Linked DNA regions of Mus musculus: region 1 is linked to region 2. A link is a contact called in ENCODE Hi-C or POLR2A ChIA-PET data. All regions are on one chromosome and are shown on one strand. Each heading gives the region's core, a stretch centred on a gene start or an enhancer-like site at or near the end of the contact. The rest is flanking DNA. Distances are from core to core; before and after follow the strand shown.

What was found. A loop is a pair of places that touch in the nucleus more often than their neighbours do. ChIA-PET counts read pairs that join two places held with the same protein, here RNA polymerase II (POLR2A).
Region 1: POLR2A ChIA-PET joins it to region 2 with 46 read pairs in Patski. The contact joins the enhancer-like site here to the promoter of Plcxd2 in region 2. A Hi-C loop is called at or near these places in 1 of 37 maps with a recorded cell type or tissue (regulatory T cell). POLR2A ChIA-PET finds 5 or more read pairs at or near these places in 2 of 5 experiments (Patski and embryonic stem cell).

Annotation. Positions count from the first base shown.
Region 1 is chr16:46,091,130-46,095,751 of GRCm38, forward strand. It overlaps Cd96 (CD96 antigen), which reads right to left. Exons shown (of 15, transcript NM_032465.2): 5 at 3,611-3,666. Among named protein-coding and RNA genes, the nearest start is that of Cd96, 27 kb to the right of the region's middle. Within about 2 kb of position 3,165, at least 1 of the 3 ENCODE cell types and tissues checked has a DNase peak (open chromatin) inside an H3K27ac peak, as active enhancers do.
Region 2 is chr16:46,008,852-46,013,221 of GRCm38, forward strand. Plcxd2 (phosphatidylinositol-specific phospholipase C, X domain containing 2) reads right to left here and starts at 1,562. Exons shown (of 4, transcript NM_001134480.1): 1 at 843-1,562. The coding sequence starts at 1,005.

The DNA of each region.
Region 1 (4,622 bases), core at 1,915-4,414, 84 kb after region 2:
AAGTCTAAAGGAGACACTGTGGTTTTTGAAAGTTCAGATTCGGGGAATTCCATACATGTCTTTTGCCTTGCCGCATTAGCAGGTATTAACTGTGGGAACTGTTTGGCCTGGCATCTTTTAGATTAATGAAAAAAATATGCTACATGGAGGGATCCTAAAATTTCGGGTAAATCTACCGCTCTCAGCTGCAGGAGTAAATCTGGATGCTCTATGGTAACCTGATGAAGTCATGCCCTCAGGAACACACATCATCATAACATGCAGAGGTAGACTATTTTCTATAGACCTCATTAGTGTATCCAAGTCTAAAAGGCATCGTTGTTAGAATAATGCTGGGTCTTGTCTGTTGTACTGAAAAGATACACTAGCCACAAACATTATAGATTTTACTAATAACTGTAAACGTTGATTTTATTTCCTCAGATAAAGGCATGTGATGTGCCCAAGCTATGTGAATACCTTGCTTGGCCTTAGCCTAGAACATTTCTCTGTTCTAAGTATCCCTAGGCCTAGGCCTGGAACCTTCTAGACTCCATACAACCTAATCTTCCAAGTTGACTGATTCAATCCAGCTTCTCTTGGCTGCTCACTGAATTGCTCTGCCTGGCCTCATACTAACTTTGGCAATATGTTCTAATCTTTTGGCTTCTTCACATTCTCCGGTATGTTCTGTCTTCATCTACCCATGTCTAACTTGTTCTCTCTGTAATCTGTTTCTGTAAAACTGTCCAGTAAAAATGACACACACACACACACACACACACACACACACACACACACACACCTCCCTGCCCTGCTCTTTAATAGCCTCTCTTTCCTGTACTGTTCTCATGTGAGTCGGGCATATCCTATTTGACAGACTCAGTCTGTCAAATCTTTCTGTAATTCATCACTTTGTCTGCCTCTCAATTAGACATCACTTGCAAACATGGCTGCTTCCTTCTACAAACTAACATCCTTCATTGTTAGGAATTAAAGGTGTGCAGTAAGGGAGTTTCTATATTACAGCCAGATCACATAGACTTAGAAGGTCTTTAGATATGCTTCCTTTGCAGAGCAGCCATATTGCTGTATTAAAATTCCTCTACAAATAACACTGTATCATAGCTTATAACAGACTGAGTCCCCAGCAAAATCTTACACTGAGGACTATTAAGCATGGGTCTTTAGTACATGGATTCTAACTTAATTCCTTCCTGGGGAATTAGAGGATAGGAAATTACTATGAGTCCTTGTGGGTACCAGGTGACAGGTGCTTTCTAAACCATTTGACCATTCCACCACCCTTATGAAGTTGAAGTCAGCCAGTGCCCCCTTTCACGGATGAAGAAGATAAGGAAGTAAGGCTTTAAGTTTCTCAAGTTATTAGATGGAAAAGTCAAACCCAGTTCCAGCACGTTCTACCATGTCCTAGTTTTCCATTTCTGTATCTAATTTTGCATCCTAGAATTGATCACAGAGTAGATGTAGGAAGGTACAAGCAGAAGAAGGAATTGGTGAAGCTGGGTGAGTGAGATTCATAAGTGATTAGGGAAAATATACCTGAGATATCTACTGTGGGCCATGGACTCCAGAACTGTGTATAACTAATTTTCCTAATGATCTTATCAAATATTTACTATCCCAAGGTTTCAGAGGCTCACAGTGGTTAACTATTTGCTGTGGATAGATAACCAGTAACAGTTGGATTGTACTTCAGTATGCATGTTATAGGATCAAGGCACTACTTCTTCTCATTGTCCCATCCTCCCTGGATGTATGCTTCAATGCATTCCAGCTCAGCCTCTTGTTAGTTACTCAGCCAAGCATTCTGGGCTTCAGGCTTTAATTTCCCATCTATAAAATAACAGATGCTCTATTTTGGAGCCTGGCTGAAAGCAAAACAAGAGCATATTAAAATGCTTGGAATAGTTAGTGAGTTATTAAAGATATAGCACCAGAACTCTATTAGAGTAAGGGTTTAGTAATATTTGGCAAGATTTTCAAGCATCTCAAGACCTGCCATGGTTACATGAAGCTGGAGAGAGATAAATATTCACTGATTTCTCAGGGAATCATGCCTGGCCCCTTCTTTCCCCAGCCAACTTGCATGGGTACTGAAGGGGAAATTTTACGACTTGTGAAATGCAAGGCGGAGCATTCCTTTTTAAATTTTCAGCTGGGATTCTTGGACCTGATTTTATTGTTTCATATCTGCTCTGATGTCATCTTACTCAGAATCACTGGCTCCAAGCATCTGCAAGAGGTTCTAAGAAGAAGCAAAAACATCTATTGATATCTGTATTGTTGGGTTATTTGTTTTATTGAAGCCACTAAAATGAGTGAAGCCCATTGATAAACTTAGGACTTAATTGGAACAGAACTTAAATGATTAAATCTGTCCTTATTATGTTAAACATTATAATACCAATTAATAGACACAGATACTTGGATAATATATGTTATGGTCATTCAGGGTCAACACACAGAATTTGAGTTATGGTTTATACGAAGCTATGGAACTACATTACTGATATCCAGAAGAACAAAAATCATAATATTCTCAGGGTGAAAAGCAGGTAAAATATATTTTTTTCATACCACGTAACAGAAAATACATGAGAATGTTTATTTTACTTTGGGTTTTGAAAAGCTTAGGTGAAGTCACAAGACAGCAAATTAAAACAGGCAATAGTGTTGTGGGTCATGGTGGTGCATGCCTTTAATCCCAGCACTTGGGATTCAGAGGCAGTGTGAGGTTTACAAAACAAGTTCCAGGATAGCACAAGCTACACAAAGAAAATGTGTATTAAAAAACCTAACCAAAACAAAACAAAAAACAAAAAAACAAAAAACCAAAAAACCAAAAGCAAACAAAAAAACCAAAACCACACTCCCCCCAGAATAGCATTGCTAACAGCAGCAATATTTATTGACCATTTTCCTTCATGCCACATACTCCTTTAAGAATTACTCAGACATTGATTTCATTATTGACCACAACAAGCAGATATTATTATTTGGTATGTCATATAAATGGAGAACTGACTACAGAGAAATGAAGTAATGTGTTCGGATGCAGTGACTAGAGGCCAAGAGCTACTCTGAAGGGGCAAACTCAGAGCATCGTGTTCTGCTTCTCCCTTTCTCCCGCCCTTTCTCTTATTGCCAGGGAAATAGGCAGGTTTGGGAGGAGGACGGGAGGGCCCCATTCCTCTTCTCAAGGCAATGGGAAGGAGAACTCGGGAGAATAACAAATTAAAAGTCAACTTCCACCAGGACTCACACTGGTTTTTGTCCCACTTTCCCTCAGTTTTTAATCTCAGAGACATTTAAACAATTGAACCCCCTTTCTACACACACACACACACACACACACACACACACACACACACACACACACACCAGGAAAGTAAGACCTAAGGCCTCAGCCCACGCCTTCTGAGAGCAGTAAGTCAAAGCCAGGATTTCTCTGCAGTTTCCAGTCACCTCAGCTTGCCTTCACAGCAGCAGTTAAGTGGCTAAGGGCCAAGGAATAAGGTCTTTTGAGGGAATGTTCCTGGCAGCCAGGCAATCTGACACAGCTTGGCATGTAATAGTATGGGTATTCAAAGAATTCGCTGTGACTCACCTCTCCTAAGACATCCATGGTGCTGTTTTCCACAGTCATGAGGATTTCTGGTTTAGCTTAAAAGCAAATAAGGCACAGTTAGTGTCACTGAAGTCTATACTATGTGTGTGTGTGTGTGTGTGTGTGTGTGTGTGTGTGTGTGTGTGTGTGTAAGCATTCCATGGTACACAAAAATACATACAAATTTAGTGTTTTCATGGATGGGAAGAGTAGTTATAATTGCCTTTTCAAAAGTCTGAGAAGGGGCAGCTAGAATAGAGGAAAGAAATCCACTGGGAGAAAGGGATGTGTGTGCAGGAAGGAAATGTTTCACTTCTAGAACCCTGAGGGAATCAGAGAAACACTTGATTGCTGTTTGGCTTGCTTGGCACTAACACGTATCAGGAGATGGTTTTGTTGCCATGCTACAAATTGCAAGTTCCTGGAAGTCTTCATCACCAGAGCTTTGCGCATGGACACTGAAGACTGAAGCACCTCCGAGCTTGTTCTTGTTACAGCAGCAGACCCAGCCTTCTATGAACCTCTTGAAAGACTGTTGCCATTCTTTGTCCCAGGTGGTTTACCTGCCTGCCTGCTCAGCAGTGACTTCTGGTTGCCGAAAGCTGCTGCTGGGCCTATTTATGATCCCTTGCCTCTGGATTCATTGAGAATATGAGGAGGGAAGGAAGAAGGAGATAATGTAACAGACGGGAAGTCAGGGGGAAAATATCCTGGCTTCATTGCCCTGCATTTGAGACCTCAAATAGGATTAATAAAATATGTGTGTGTGTTTGTGTGTGTGTGTGTGTGTGTGTGAGAGAGAGAGAGAGAGAGAGAGAGAGAGAGAGAGAGAGATTGCTCATAAGGACCATGGTGATCAGAGGATCACTTTTGGGAGTTTGAATCTCTTTCCACCTTGCATTCTGGCAATCAAACTCAGGCCAGAACTCTGGGTTTGTGTGTAAGTGTTTTTTACCCAGTGAACCACCTCACCAGCCCCTGATATGTGTTCTGTGCCATAGTTCAGAGCTCT
Region 2 (4,370 bases), core at 312-2,811:
CAGCATTGTAGGATTTCACCCACCTCACCAACCTGAGCTCAGTGTGGTCTAAACATCCTGCCCAAGATAACTATGTTTTAGCAAGCCTTTCAGTGGAAAGATCAACCAATTGCCCGAGAGCACTGTCAAGCTTTGAAGCCTCTGGCAGAGGAATGCAGCAAGAACAGAGGTGCTTCTCAAGGCTCCAGTTCTACATCAGCTAGGCAGACACCTGTGTATATATAGACAAAGCTTCAAACACCGTCACTTCATCACACCTAATGACTGCCTGTGAGGACAGACTGCATCCTCTATTTCTGGCATTTCCAACAACAAAACTATGTGCCTTGATGCCCAGCCTAGAATCTGAACCTATTTTCTAACACTTATCTGATTTTTGTTTTCAAGAAAGGTCAGATAAATGAGAAAAATATTCTTTTCAGCTTCAATGTTGACCCAGAGCTAAGATTGTTAAGGACTTTCTACCCATTATTCTTGATCTCTCCCCCTTTCCCTTAAATGATTCAAGTCAGCGAGCCTTTCACATACCCAGGCCTCTGCATCAAGATGGTTAACATTCTTAGACTGAGGCCGTATGGTGTAAACAAAATAAAAACAACAAAACAACAGCGCAGTGATTCCATTCTCTCAACTGTCCCTTTTGCCAGTGATGCAGTCGGCTTGACTGACTCTCTTTACAGCAGCTACCTTCCTGTTAAGTTTTTTTTTTTTTTTTTTAATTTGGAAATAAAAAGAGATCACTGACAATTGTTTTTCAACACAACAGAAAACAACCAACCCACTAGCAAACACTAAAATGGCAGCATTAAACACAGTGCGAACAAGTAGTTATAGACGAATACCTGGGATTGCCAGATTGGAAAGGGGGACGTTGTGGAGGTGAGCGGGGAGCGAGGCCATCCAGTCGGCATTGCAGACCTCCGAGGCTGTCTTTGTCCCGCTGGGATTGGGAGAGCAGATGGTACCCATCCTGAGTTTCCTTCTGGCCTTTCTAAATGCAAGCATCCCTGTCGTCCACGATTTAGACAGGCTCAGTCTAGTGCCACTCACTCTGTGGTCATCACCGCTCGGGGCTCTCTAAACATTTCAGAGCACATGGGTCACGCCAGTCTTTTCAAGATCCTTTTCTAGCTGGGAGATGGGTCAAATAGGTGCTCCCCTGCCTGCTGCTCCCGCAGTCCCCACCCTCTTCGCCTTGCCACTGAGATCCACTCCTTTAATCTCCTCAGTCCCTGGTCAGTTAAACTTCTTAGTTCCCCTCTGGAGACGGGGGAGGCAGGCCCGAAGATACAAACCTTCCTGAAACCCACAACATCCAGGAACAGCCACACCCGGAGCTACTCACACGACAGGTGCCCACAGGGCATAGAGACGTGCCAGCGGGCTGCACACACGTGCGCACCCGGGTTGCACCATCTCTTGTTCATGGGTGCTTCCGTGGGTTTCCCCGGGCTGGTACACAGGCTGGGCCTGCCTGCACCCCCGCCCCCTGGCTTCTCTGCCCACTGCCCTGTGCTTTTCTGAAGGGCTCTCAGAAGAGTAACCGGCAGCCCCGGGACTCTGGCGGCCCCGCCCCGCACTGCCGGGCAGATTTGCCAGACTAGGCGAGCTGTGATTGGTCGTTGGCGGGATTCTCTCTGATTGGACAACGCTCTGAGGGCCCGCCCCTACATCGCGCTCCCACGCCTCCCCTGCTTCTTAGCTCCTCCCCTCTCCACTCCAGCGGGGTAGCGAGTGGACAGGTCGGGCTGCGGCCTGCTGCTCCGGAAGGGGAGATGTGCACCGTGGCCGGCTGTCCTCAGATTGATCTTTTTCTTGTAGATCTCTGACGCGACCTCAAAGGTTTCTCCTCTCTCCCTCGGCCTTACTCTCACTGCGGTGAAAATTACCCAGAAACGCGCTACTTTTTTTTTTTTTTTTTTTCAAACCACCGTAGCAGCAGAAACAGGAGAGCTAGAGAGGCCAGAGAAAGGTGCTGCTGCGGCTCCTATTTAGATGGCAGCATCAAAGCAGGTTTGTGTTTGAAACAATGCAAACTGACAGTTCTCCTGCACAGTCCGCTGAAACTGGCCAGTGCCATTATTTCCGTTTCACAGAGGAGGAGATAATGGTGCTTTGGGTTCCTGTTGCTGTTGTTTGAAACCTTTTGAATTATTTGTCTCACCTGCTCCTCACAGCATTACCACAAGACTCAGAGTTGCTGATACACTTCCTCGAATGGATGAAACAGCCTGAGGCAGGTCACGTGGTGGCAGTCTGTGCAAAGTTCATTTTGAAATGAGGTTCCCTAACTCGGTCTGTAGAACACAGACCCACTTCTCTGCTTCCTGAACTGTTCCCACTTCAAATAGTATTCAAATGTAGTACAGAGTTTTATAATCCGATATTGTTAGTTAAAATTTGTAGTTAGATTTATATATTTCTTGTATGCGTTTTTCTGTGAGAACATGCATGTGTGCAGTTCAGAGGACAGATTACTCCAGTTCTCTCCTTCCTTGAGACCGTCCCCGGGGCTCAGATCGTCAAGTTTGGCAGTAAGCACCTTTACTCACTGAGCCACCTCCAAGATCTGACCTGCATACTTTGCAAAAAATAAAAATAAAATAAAATAAATAATAAAAAAATACTATTTTGGCAAACAGATAATTTTATTTAAAAAATTTTAAATTAAGGTAGCCTTTTATAGCAAGAAGGACCCTAGAGACTCAGGAGGGCCTTAGGGGAAAAGAGAACAGTGGCCAGAACTCTTAAAACTCCTGGAGTTTATGTATAAAACCCTAGGGCAGCTGTCGTTTAATCACCAGATGACCTCCATTTTACCCCTGTATCCCAGGCTACCTGTCTTAGTTAGGGTTTCCGTTGCTGTAAAAAGACACCAAGTCCAAGGCAACTCTCATAAAAGACATTTAACTGGGGTTGGATTACTGGTTCTGAGGTTCAGTCCATTATCCTCATAGCAGGAAGCATGGCAGGCCCTGGAAGAGCTGAGGGTTCTACATGTTGTTCCAAAGGCAAAACACAGGTGAAGACTGGCAAACCCCACCCCCATAGTGACACACTTCCTCTATCAAGGTCACTCCTACTCCAACAAGGCCACACCTCCTAATAGTGTCATTCCCTGGGCCAACCATATTCAAAAGACCACATTCTACTTTCTGGCTCCCATAGGCTTGTTAAAACACATGAGTCTATGGGGGCTACAGCTGGCCAGAGTATAATGAAAAATACATTGAGTTCAACTTCAAAAGTCCCCATAATCTACAGCAGTCTCAACAATGTTAAAAGTCCCAAGCTCAAAGACTCTTCTGTGATTCATCCAATCATTTAACTGTAATTTCCTACAAAATCAAAGTCAAAAGGCAGATCACATGCTTTCAACATCACGGGATGTATATTACCATCCCAAAACATTACAATGAGTGAATACTGGACCAAAGCAAGACCAAAAACCAGAGCTGTGTGTTTTCAGAAAACACTTCCTAGAAGATTTCACCTCAGTGATGCTGGTCAAGTTCTCCGTAAAAAGCCTTTGTTTCCCCTTTCTAGACTGTGGTTTCATTCCAGATTAAAAGTCCAAAGGAAAAAAATAACAAAGTAATAAAAAGCCTAACATGCTATAGCTATTCCTTCCTCAACACTAAATGGATAAACAACAAACTTAGCTGGATGGGGTCTTGCCCCAAAGTCACCACCCACTTAATATGTTTATCTTCCTGAACACAGGGCTCAGCTTCATTTTACTTCCTGGTGCCCCGTTAATGCTAGAACCATACATTATGTCTTTTTTTTTCCTTTGTCAGCTTGCTCCTTTTCATCAAAATGTTCCTCATAACAGTGAATTTTAATAACCACACAACAGAGTTTATACCAGGCTGTTTTGAGATTTCTCTTGTTGATGCAAATAATTTAAATCTCTTCACTTTGCTTCATGCAGACTCTTCAGACAAGAGCAAAGCACCCAGATTATTCACCAAAATATCATGCACACACACACAGACACACACACACACACACACACACACACACACACACAAATAGTCTCTAGAACACACACTAACATTCTTTTCTTTGAACTTTTTGAGCCTGGTGGCCACAGTTCAAACCATCCTCAGCAACAATGTCTTCTATTTCCCTACGAGGGTGGCCCATTAGGTCCCACTTAAAGCATTCTACTGTTTTCCAAAACCCCAAATCCACATTCCTCCAAAAAAACATGGTCAGGAGCTATCACAGCAATTCCCCAGTCTCTGGTACCAAGTTCTCTCTCAGTTAGGGTTTTCAATGCTGTAAAGAGACACCAAGACCAAGGTAACTCTTATAAAGGACAACATTTAATTGGGGCTGGCTTAGTGCTTCTGAGGTTCAATCCA